Regions from separate parts of the Homo sapiens genome. Here regions 1 and 2 are each linked to region 3. Evidence: read pairs that join two places in POLR2A ChIA-PET (ENCODE). Cell type or tissue: MCF 10A. All regions are shown on one strand.

What was found. ChIA-PET counts read pairs that join two places held together with the same protein. Peaks named below come from ENCODE experiments on the same cell type or tissue, not always from the same donor. Only the 100,000 strongest peaks of a DNase experiment are listed, where the experiment ranks them.
Region 1: POLR2A ChIA-PET joins it to region 3 with 5 read pairs; 5 of 35 experiments call an interaction of 5 or more read pairs at or near these places.
Region 2: POLR2A ChIA-PET joins it to region 3 with 9 read pairs; 6 of 35 experiments call an interaction of 5 or more read pairs at or near these places.

What each region holds. Positions count from the first base shown.
Region 1 is chr1:202,957,737-202,961,736 of GRCh38, forward strand. ADIPOR1 (adiponectin receptor 1) reads right to left here and starts at 576. Exons shown (of 8, transcript NM_015999.6): 1 at 449-576. RefSeq lists silencers at 245-804, 1,105-1,154. In MCF 10A, a CTCF peak has its summit at 425; DNase peaks (open chromatin) are centred at 645 and 1,665.
Region 2 is chr1:202,951,189-202,955,188 of GRCh38, forward strand. All of the region lies in intron 1 of ADIPOR1 (adiponectin receptor 1), which reads right to left. Among named protein-coding and RNA genes, the nearest start is that of ADIPOR1, 5.1 kb to the right of the region's middle. In MCF 10A, no CTCF peak of the experiment used is centred here; a DNase peak (open chromatin) is centred at 1,813.
Region 3 is chr1:202,801,566-202,805,565 of GRCh38, forward strand. The region is part of intron 1 of KDM5B (lysine demethylase 5B); the gene reads right to left. Among named protein-coding and RNA genes, the nearest start is that of KDM5B, 4.9 kb to the right of the region's middle. In MCF 10A, no CTCF peak of the experiment used is centred here; a DNase peak (open chromatin) is centred at 1,546.

The DNA of each region.
Region 1 (4,000 bases), 160 kb after region 3:
CCTGGCAACCCAATGCGGCTGTTCCCCGCTGAGAGGCGGTTCGCGACCTAGGCCCGCAGCCCTCCCTCCCCACGCGCGGCGGCCTCGGGGCCAGGCTTAACTCTGGCTCTCTGGTCCCGATCTGGGGAACCCATGCATCTCCACCCCGTGGGGCTAAAGGCGCAGCACTCACAGGACTGCCGGGAGTCGGGGGACAGCCGGGGACGAGCGCCCACCGCACCTAGGCCGCCTCGGAGGCGGCGCGCAGTGGGAGGGGCCGGAAATGTTTACAACCTGACCGGCTGGATGCCTGGAGGCCAGGCGGCTCCTTGGCTGGGGCCCGAGCCCCCTGGCAAGTCGGAGCGGGTTCCCCCAACAGCTGTCTCCTCCGCAGGCCTGGGTCGGGGCCCCCGGGGTCCCCGCGCTCCCGCCGAGTCCCTGCCCACCGCGCAGCCCCTGGGAGACTTACAGCCGGGCAGGCGGGCTCTGCTGGGGGCCGCGGTCCCCCGCGCTACATCCCGCGGCGCTGGAGGCGGCCTGCGGCCGAGCGGCCCCGATCTTCAGCGCCCTCCCCGCGCCGGAAGGGGCGCGCGACCTCCCGCGTCACCTCCGCAGCCGCGTCACCTCCTCGCGGGCTCTGCCTGGGCCCTCCAATCCTAGGCCCTCTCGCGGAGTCCCAATCACAGGCCCGCGCCCGCCGGCCACACCTCCCGCCCCGGGCCCCGCCCTGCTGCCCCGCCTTCCCTGCCGCCTGCCCACCTCCCCGCCGCAGCCAGGTAACCTCCACCCGCCCCGGGGTAGAGGACGTTCGTCGGATTCTACACTCCACCTCGTTATCGCAGCCTGAAGTGCGTGATGGAGAAGAAATTTCAGAGAATGAGACAGAACGTCGGGAGGGAATGCTGAATTTTCTACCATACACCTTATCTCATCTCCTCTGTCCCCAAGGCTAGTCGTTTCACCTCTGAAACACTTCTTAATCTCTTCTTCAACCGCATGGTCCTTCCTTCCCTTCCACAAACTATTTATTGAGCCCCTACCATGTGCCAGGCCCTGGGCTAGACCTCAGTCTGCCTCCTGTTATTTTCTTATCAGAGAGCAGAATTGTTTCTAACTACTCTTGCTGGTGAACCCGTGCCCCAGTTCCTGCTCCCACAGGCACCTAGAGTGCAGATCGCGAGACAACATAGGGTAGTGCAGCCCTTGTCTGAACCACACAACACAGAAGGGGATTTCAGGGTCTGGCCATTTTCTCATTTCTCCCAAGAATGAAATAGTATTATTTTATTCCCACTTTTCAGATGAGGTAACTATCATTTGGAGGGGTTCACTAATATGCTCAAGGTCACAGACTGGCCAGGGACAGAAGCTTGGCTCTATGTGACTCTAGAGCCCCATGCTCTGGAGCCCCAGATACAGCAATACACAGTTGCTGAAAAGCAGAAAAGCAATGTCAATCTTCCTCTTGTGAGCAAACCTTTAACTCACAGGATTATCATAAGGATTAAACTATCTGATGTAGATAGAGTACTTGGCACAGTACCTCAATATGGCTGTTAACTCAAAAAAATTTTTAATTTTTCTTTTTTAGGGACAGGTTCTTACTGTCACCTAGGCTGGAATGCAGTGGTGCAATCATATCATAGCTCACTGTGCAACTAGTGCCATTCTAGAGGCAGAGAAAGTGACTCATTGTAATCTGATATAGGTGCTTCAGGGACGTGGGGTTAATTCTCTTGGTCCTAGTTAAAAGCATGGGCTCTGGAGTCACATAGAGCCAAGCTTCTGTCCCAGGCCAGTCTATGATCTTGAGCACATTACTGAACCCCTCCAAATGATAATTACCTCATCTGAAAAGTGGGAATAAAATAATACTATTTCATTGGGTCTTTGTCAGGATTGAGTGAGATAATTCATGCAGGCTCTTATTATGAGGCCTAGCCAATGGTAAGTGCTTTATAAATGTTAGCTATTACCGTGTTGCCATTTGTATAAAACCCTCAGAAACTTTTCACTGTCCACAGGATTGAGTCCAGGTTTCTTCAGCATAGTGTTTCGAGGCTCTTTGCGAGCTGGCTCTAACTTCTAAGGCCTCATCATTCTCCATTTTCCCTCTGGCATGTTGGGCCTTGGTGAACTAGTTCTCTGAAGTGAACTTCTCTTTCATTCCTCCAGGCTGTTGCACATGCTGATCCTTCTGTTGGACTGCCCTTCTCATTGTCTGCTGCAAGATGCCAGCAGTTTACAATGCCCACTTCTAGGTTTGACTTTGGCCTCAGACAATCCTAAATTCACATTTAGGCTCTGTCAGCCACTGACCAGCTGTATGACCTTTGGTAAATTATTAATCTTCAGCTCACATGATTATCATAAGGATTAAATTATGTGATGTAGATCGAGTACTTAGCACAGTACTTGGTACATGGCTGTTAACTCAAAACCATTTTTGTTTGTATTTTTAGGGACAGGCTCTCAATCTGTCACCTAGGCTGGAGTACAGTGGTGTGATCATAAGATCATAGCTCACTGCAGCCTCGAACTCCTGGGCTTCACGGGATCCTCTCAACTCAGCCTCCCAAGTAGCTGGGCTACAGATTCGTGCCACCATGCCCAGTTAATTTTTTATTTTTGTAGAGATAGGGTCTCACTATGTTGCCCAGGCTGTCAAAAATGTTACCTCTCTTTCCCCCCTTCCTCCCTTTCTGAATCTTTCTCAACCTCTTCCCAGCTGCACTTTGTATGTACCTCTGCTATGGTATTAGTCACACTGTTATAATTATTTGTCACTTGTTGGCCGGGCGCAGTGGCTCACGCCTGTAATCCCAGCACTTTGGGAGGCTGAGGCGGGCGGATCACGAGGTCAGGAGATCGAGACCATCCTGGCTAACACGGTGAAACCCCATCTCTACTAAAAATACAAAAAGTTAGCCGGGCGTGGTGGCGGGCGCCTGTAGTCCCAGCTACTCGGGAGGCTGAGGCAGGAGAATGGTGTGAACCCAGGAGGCGGAGCTTGCAGTGAGCCGAGATTGCGCCACTGTACTCCAGCCTGGGTGACGGAGCGAGCCTCCGTCTCAAAAAAAAAAAAAAAAATGTCATTTGTCTGTCTTAGACTGTGAGTTCTTTGGGGGTCTAAGACCAGTGTTGGTCACACTTTTATCCTCAGGGCCTCGCATAGTGCTTGGCACATGCCAGATCCTTAATAAACATTTGTATGTTGAGTGGATGAGACAAAAACCCATGCAAGACAAGGAATGGTGATCTTCCACGCAGGAAATTCTCTTTACAAGCCTGCTTCACTATCTGAGCCCAACGTTCCTAAGCAAGATTTTCCTTCCTGGAGGTGAGGTGGCTGAGACTGTGTTACAGAGCCCAGTGCCATACACATATTAGCTGATCAAGAAATGTTGGATGGAACACCACCAACAGAATTTACTGAAGGTTCTGCCCTGGGGAGGAGTGAATTCTGAGGGTCCCACAAATCTTTCTCTCAGAAGCCCCAGAAACAGCAATAGACAGTTGCTGAAAAGCAGAAAAGCAATGTCGACCTTCATTCTGAGCCCACCACATTGTTTTGTTGCAATGGGAGTAACAAAGAAGAATCTGGAGAGGCTGCCCTAGTCCTACCCTGGGAAAGGGAGTAGATTGGGTCATGCTACATAGCAGAGGAGAAGGGTACTCAGGACAGATGAGCCTGGGGGAGGCCAACTCTATCTGGGCATCAACAATTCCGGCCAGGGCTGGTGATGTCAGGTTACTTTTTAAAGAAGAAGGCTTCCCTTCCAAACAGAAAGACAACACTTTGATTTGTGTGCCAGGTTCCCTGAAGGATAAATATGGTGAAGGATAGGCCAAGAGAAGGAAGAAGGGGAAGAGTGGCCTATCAAGGGAACACTGTGAGGGGCAGCTGGGCTCAAAAATGTCCCCTCTAATGTGTGTTCTCCTTCCCCCACCTCGAGAGCCTCCAGGGAGAAGCGGAGCTCTGGCTCTGCTGAGACAGCTGCTGAGATGATCACTGAGTCTG
Region 2 (4,000 bases), 150 kb after region 3:
GATTGACAATTTATTCCTCTTACAGTTTCATTTCTATACTCTAATACTGAATAAGAAGCTAATCAACTCATATCCTGTCCCCAATTCTAAAGGCCAGTTAATTGCTTAAATGAAATCTATTCCTGTCCTCCCTCTTTAATGTCAACCTTTACCCAGAACCTCACTAATCTTATAGGTAAGGCTGAAAATGTAACACCTAGTTGCTTGCTTTCATATGATCTATGGTTACTGCACCAAACTGTCACCATAGAAAAACAGCTACCCACCCTCAACTCCCTCCCACAGGTATGGAACCATTTAGTGAGAAGAATCTCATCTATCACTCCCAAAGCTCACTCTGCCCAAGAAAGGCCTAGCTCTGAGACCGAGGAATAAAAATATAAAGCCAACATCTGGCTGCAATTACTACAAGATCATCCAGGCTTAGAAATGAATTAAATGCCAACTGAACTCAGTTAGACCTTATCTACAAATGCTCTGATAAATGTGTCATACATACAAAAGGAACTTGGTTGTGGGACAGATGCCTAGTGGTTAATTTCTCTGCGAAGTCTACTAATTCTATTACAGGATTATAGCCTGAGTTCAACCCTGGGATAACAAGCTTTCATCACAATCTGTCCTGCAAGCAAGCAAGAACTTACCTGGAAGCAGGAAGGTGAAGACAAGGAGGCAGCCCCAATTTACCCTTTGCCACACACATACCTAATAACCAGCTCCACAATAACTTGTTTCAACCACCACAACCCATAATCTAAGCCCTACTCAAATGAGTATTTCAGAAACTAGAGACAGGCACACACAAAATCAGAAAAACCCAGAATTCCATTTTCTAGGAAAAATCTCAGACACTTTAGGTTTTCCTGGGTTGGATTTTCACAGTAGTCTTTAAACAGGCCTCAGGGAAATGCAAATAAAAAAAGAGGGAAAGAGGGAGAAAGTTTCCAAAGATTTCCACTATGCTGTAAATTATTAGTTCTCTCCCCACCTCTACCCCCATACAAAGGACTTTATTAGTTATAGCAATAGCAGTAGCCAGAATATTAGCATTTTCTTGCATTGGTTACCCAAGCCCCACCCAAACCCAAATAACCACATTGCAATGCAGGGAGGGCCAGGTAACAACTGCACATGGAGTGGGTTGCATTCCGGGAGAGGAAACTTAAGCTTAGGGAGCCCCAATCTTTTATATTGGGCAGTAAACATAACTTTGCTCCTGAGGGAGACACTATATCATCCATGGCTATTCACTATATACAAATATCTTTGATATCTTGTGTCAGTTCTTTTTTATCTAAGAGTAATCACAATTCCTTCTCAGGGATTATAAATCTCTTTCTCTGACTCCCTAACTCTCTCTGTCTCTCCCCCTCCTTCCCTCCTGGAGCTGGGACACCCTTCTTTTCCTGCCCTTGGACATCAGAAACTCCAGGTTCTCCTGCCTTGGGATTCCGGGACGTGCACCAATAGCCCCTTGGGTTCTCAGGCCTTCAGCCTTAAACTGAACCAGTTATGGACTTTCCTCATTGTCTAGCTTGAGATGGCATAGTGTGGGACTTAGCCTCCATAATCTCATGAGCCAATTCCCCGAATAAATCCCATCTCTATCCATATGTATGTATCCTATTGGTGCTTTCTGGAGAACACTTACTAACACATCAGGTAAGGGCAATCCTCAAGCTTCTAAACAGTCATGAGTCATGCTATGCTCAACCCACAAGCACAGTTGAAAGCAACCGGCAATCTAGTCCAAGAGAGACAAAAACAATAACTTGCTATACAGCAGACCTTTATATGGTGTCAACACATAGACAGTTCCTCTTCCTTTAAATGTGCAAGACTCTGACGAGATGCCAGCACACAGTCATAGTGAACAATTGAGCTAAGGAGAACAGGAAGCTGGAAGCCTATGAAAACCTCGAGGATGGGCAACCCGTGTGAGAGGGACACAAGGAAATCTTTCTCAATAGGCTGACCTCAAAACATATTTCCTCAAAGTGAAGTACTACTGAATCAGCAGCTTTACTAAAAAATACTTTATATCGCAAGCAAAAAAAAAAAAACCAAAAAACAACTTTATATCACAAGCAAAAAACATAAATATTTTTGGGCATCTTAGATAAATCTGAAAAGAGGGGCACACTTAGCTTGTTACTTACTAAGTTACTGTTGGAAGTAACTTAGATCAGGCTACCAGGGCAGAAACAAAACAAAACAAAACAAAATTCTGGTTCTGAGATGCAATACATGGATCATAAAATAATAAATATACTTTATTTTAGTTAGAACCCATTTCAAAATGAATGAATGAATGGGGCAGATTCCAGCTTGCCAGCATATGACTTAGCTTCTAGCCACTTAGATAAGGGCTTATGTGCATTTTCTTGTGCTTGTGGTGGCTTCTCTTATCCCTTTCCCCAGAGTAAGTCAACACATTCATTGAATATTTAGCAAGTGTATTTAGGACTAGCACCCTAAGGCATTCTAAGACACTGTGCAAAATACAAGACACTGTGCAAAATACAAGTTGAACAAGTTATAGTATTGTTTTCAAAGAGCCAGATAACATAGGTAGTTTGTGATATGCACAAAAATAAGTGATACAATTTGATTGCTCCAGGAGGGCAGTGGAGGGAGAGAACCCCTCAACTAGAATGGTCACACACTAAATTTAGTAACTTTGAGTGCTATGTAACTATTTTACTAGAGGCAATGAGAATAATATAGAGAAAATTTAAGTTGGGCAATTAGGGTCCAAAGATCATGTGCAGAATCCAGATTGGCATTCTTACTAATTTCATCATTTGATCTGAAAAGTTTTTATGCCCTCAAGTCTTCTGGCTATCATCAAAGTCTTTTCCTTTTTCAGTCCAAATCATTTACTATTAGTTCTTCCGATTCCCTCTAGCTCCTCTATCACTAGCTCCTATACCACCTCTCTACATCTTCTAGACCCAGAGTCACCAAAACCTGAGACCCCAGTTAACTCACAAACCAGCCATCAGCTACAACTCATCATACAAAATATATCATCATGCATTAAAGTACATACAATGGAGGTCAATGGAGATCATGTCATCATAGTGAGCAAAGTCCATTGTCCAGTTTGGTCTTCTAAACTGTAGTAACACAGAGACAGGAAAGGGAGAGATAGGGATCGGACGTCTGGCAAGAAAGAAGAGCAAATAATACTAGGATCTGAAAATACCACTTCTATGGGGTGGATCACTCACAAACAATGGAGAATTACAAGTGTGTTTTAGTCTATGGTGTAAAATCAGAACAAACCCCTAAGGTGTTAGAACGATCCTAGGTGAGCCAACCTTCTGCCAGCTTTCTATGTCCTTACGTATTTTAGAGGAAATGCCTTTCCCCTCAAGCTTGCCACACCCAATACTGCAAATTATATTTGAGCCAAACTCGACTGAGTGCATTTTTGATGAGATTTCTTCAACTCAAGCTAATAAACCTTTACCACTAAGCTTTCCAACTGGGTAAACCTAGGATATTAGAGAGTAAAGCTGTGGAGCAGGGAGGTTGTTTGTACTCCTATAAATAAGATAATCCTGTGCCAAACATGGGGAAAAGATTGATTTTTAATCACCAGCCAGTTAGCTGGAGAGTTATTTCACTTATAGTTTTTGGAGACATTTATATTGTGAACCAATTCCCAAGTTTTCCAGGCTACGGCACACCTTTCCTGGAGGCAAAGACACAAAGTTTCTAAGAGTTTAGTTCCTGGGCCTTTAGAGAGTCTATGGGTAGCCTCTATCCATACCTAGCTTGATTCTTGTCCTAAAGCAAGACCAGTCTAGCAGTATAGATAAAGAATACAGCCATTTTTCCCCTATCTACTGTCTCTTAGGCAGGATAATTTCACAGCTTTGTTGGAGAAATATGAATCAAAGCAAAGGCACATGTTTGAAATCACCGAACTACAGTATATAGGGCCTCAGCTCTCCTACTCGATGCCAAGCGTCCCAGACTCTGAAGTGGAAAA
Region 3 (4,000 bases):
GAAAAAGAAACATTTCTGAATGAATTTGTGGAAGTGTACAATTTAATTTTTCATTTAATTTTTATTTACAATTTTCATTTAATTTTCATATTAATTTTTCCTCTTTAATCCCATGCAAGGACACAGCAGTTAATAAATACTTAAGAAATACTTCTCAATTGCATACCATTCTTATGTCTAAAACAAGTTTCTCACAATCTGGATTTTATAAATCCAGTTATTAGTATCTCAAACTTTAAATAATCAAAAGTCAATGGCAGCAGCCTAAGAATATGGCTTTCCCAAGGTATCAACTCACCCACCCACTCACCCCAAAGAGACTTGTCGGTACGCCCTCTGGTGAGTCCCCTTCAAGAGACCCAAACTTAAATTTGAGAATGTGTAGCCCTCCAGTTCCCAACCTTCATTCCATCTTTTTTTTTTTTTGAGGCTGCCAATGATCTGTACTATAACAGGTATATTAGAAAATACCAAATTCTCTTAGAGAAAAAAAAATTGCACAACAATCTCAACACTGAGAGGACTGTCCAAGGATGAAAGCAAGGTACTCCTAGGTTAGTAGTTTTTCAAACCTATAGATGGCATTTGGAAAGAAGTACACGCATAGGCTTCAAAAAACCCTGAACACCAGAAACCTAATTAGCACTTTCATTTTAGGGGCACGGGCTTTCCCTTATCCTTTTCTACAGCCAACCTTAATGGGGTCCAATTAAGGCAACAATGAAAGGTTACAAAAGTCTACAAAAAGGTCCCATTACAGCATTTAAACAGGGTTCATTTTTTTTAATCAAATAGTTTACACTGTTTTTTTGTTGTTGTTGTTTGTTGTTGTTGTTGTTGTGTTTGTTTTCTTTTTTGAGCCTGTTGCCCAGGCTAGAGTGCAATGGAGTGATCTCGGCTCACTGCAACCTCTGCCTCCTGGGTTCAAGCAATTCTCCTGCCTCAGCCTCCCGAGTAGCTGGGATTGCAGGCGCCTGCCACCATGCCCAGCTAATTTTTATATTTTTAGTAGAGACAGGGTTTCGCTATGTTGGCCAGGCTGGTCTTGAACTCCTGACCTCAAGCGATCCGCCCACTTAGGCCTCCCAAAAGTGCTGGGATTACAGGCACGAGCCACTATGCCCAGCCCTGTATTTTTTTACCCAAGAGAAAATTCCCCCACTGGCAGATTTCTACCCACTTATAAATGTAAACCAGTAAACACATTTTTCACTAATCTATCAACCTGAAATACTCTAATACTCTAAGTCTAGGCCAACAGGTCATAAAGAAAATTACCCTAGAAACAGAGAAAGAATAAAATTAAGGTTTAATAATTTTCTCTTAATTTTTCTTATCAGTGTCTCAACAAAATAATTCAGGCCAGGTGCACTGGCCCATGCCTGTAATCCCAGCACTTTGGGAGGCCAAAGCGGGAGAACTGCTTGAAGCCAGGAGTTCAAGACCAGCCTGGGCAACATACTGAGAAACCGCATCCCTACAATTTATTAGAGGCTGAGGAGGGAGGAGCACTTGAGCCCAAGAAGTGGAAGCTGCAGGGAGCCTTGATTGCAACACTGCATGCCAGCCTGGATGACAGAGTGAGATTAAAAAAAAAAGGAAATTTCAGGCCCTGGCTTTTAATAGAGAATGTTTATTAATGTTTTTCAAAGGTAATTCTCTACTCATTTCGCTCTTTTAAAAGTTTAGATTGCATGTTTAAAACCATACCCTATAACCATAGGAAGGGAAGGAAATTTTTCCAGTGGGGGTGGGGACTCAAATCTTTAGCTGACTCATATTTGCAATATCATTCACATTACATTCTTAAAGTCTACACGTTTTGTTTATTAGTTCACTAAGAATTACAACTGGGTAGATATGTTTGTGGCTACTAATGTGCCCAATTTACCACTGGCAAAGTCAAATTTAGCTAAACACCCATTCAATAACTACAACAAATGAAGTTTGTTTTAGCTTTAAGGTAGACATTTGTGGCCTAGGTGCGGTGGCTCACGTCTGTAATCCCAGCACTTTGGGAGGCCGAGGTGGGTGGATCACCTGAGGTCAGGAGTTCAAGACCAGCCTAACCAACATGGTGAAACCTCGTCTCTACTAAAAATACAAAGTTAGCCGGGCGTGGCGGTGCATGCCCACCCAGCTACTCAGGAGGCTGAGGCAGGAGAATCGCTTGAACCCGGGAGGCGGATGTTGCAGTGAGCAACATGACGTTGCGCCATGGCACTCCAGCCTGGGCAACAACAGCAAAACTCCATCTCAAAAAAAAAAGGTAGACATTTGTGGCCTAGAACTGTAGGACTTAATCCAACCTCCTACCAGGTTTTTCTCCTGGGCATTATAGTCCTAAATTTGTCTTAAAAGGTAGTTAGGGGTCGGGGGAGGGGGGAGGGAAAGCATTAGGAGATATACCTAATGTAAATGATGAGTTAATGGGTGCAGCACACCAACATGGCACATGTGTACATATGTAACAAACCTGCACGTTGTACACATGTACCCTAGAACTTAAAGTATAATTTAAAAAAAGGAAAAAAAAAGTAGTTACAAGTGAGTTCAGGGTTTCTTTTGAGGGAGATGAAAATGTTCTACAATTGATTGTGGTGATGGTTGTACAACTCTGAAAATATCAAAAACCACTGAATTACACATCATAAATTCGTGAATTGTATGGTATATTTCAATAAAAGGGTTTTTTTTTTAAGTAGTTATAAGTTCTTCCTTTGCTCAAGGATGTTTCTACTGATAAGCCTCTTCTCTAAACGTTAAAGGCTTAAAGTGGCCAAAGATACAAGTAGGGAAAGATTTCATGACACCAAAGAAATAGGGAAAACAGAGAGAGGGTTAGGCCTAAGTCGATCAAACCCCAAATTAGGGAGAATGATACGCTGGAAAGGGAGTAAATGAGCTCCATATCATTAACACTTCTACCATACAAAGAAGTGTATAAGTTCCTCCCTCTTCTCTAGGAGTGGAACCAACAGGCTCACTCAAAAATGGTGACTGTATTAAAACATTTAAGGGCAGTTTTACACTTGGCTATAAAGATGAAGGAATCAAACTAGTAACCACAAGAAGTTAAAGCTGAAAAATTTTTGTCTCTTGTGGCCTCTGGGGTTTGATTTAAACCTTCTCCGGACACAAAGAAGAAATCTGTGGAATCTAGGCCCGGCACGGTGGCTCACGCCTGTAATCCCAGCACTTTGGGAGGCCGAGGCGCATGGATCACCTGAGGTCGGGAGGCAGAGGTTGTGATGAGCCACTGCACTCCAGGCCTGGGCAACAAGAGCAAAATTCCGTCTCAAAAAAAAAAAAAAAAAGAAATTTGTGGAATCTATCTATGGCCAAATGTGAGACATTTGAAAGCAAGAAAATAAGTTACTAAAGCCATAAATATATTCCTATCAAAATTTGGGAGACAAAAAAGTATTTACTGAGCAGCCAACTATTTTTCTGCCTAATAGTTACACCCTTAAAATTACTCATCTCCAAATACCACAAAGTGATATGGAAAAATATCATTTGTCCTTAAACAGACATCTAAGTACAGTATCATGGAGGAAATTAAAAATTTGCATTTTAAAGGTGACAAAACCAGAAGCCAGATGAATTGTAAATTTAAGAAGGTTTTGGTCCAGAAAACAAGCCTGGTTATCCTACATAGTTGATATAATTTGAAACAAAGGTTTGTATTAAACTTCAAACTCAGATTTGAAGTATAGTCTTCTTGACTTAATCACGTTTTCTCACATTTATCTTACTATATTTTCAAATTTCTGAGAACCCCTAAGCTGCCATATACAAAATAATGTAAGTACTCTAAGTTTTCAGAAGCCAAGCAGTTTGGGAGTCTCACTGAGAAAGCAGCTATAAACTGAAACTATATTAAGTACCATTGGTAAAGATACAAAGGTAAGAACAAAAGGAGACAGAAATGTTTTATACTTCTCCTTACCTTCTAACAAGTAAAATACCAATAGTTCCAATTCCCCTTCTAATATAA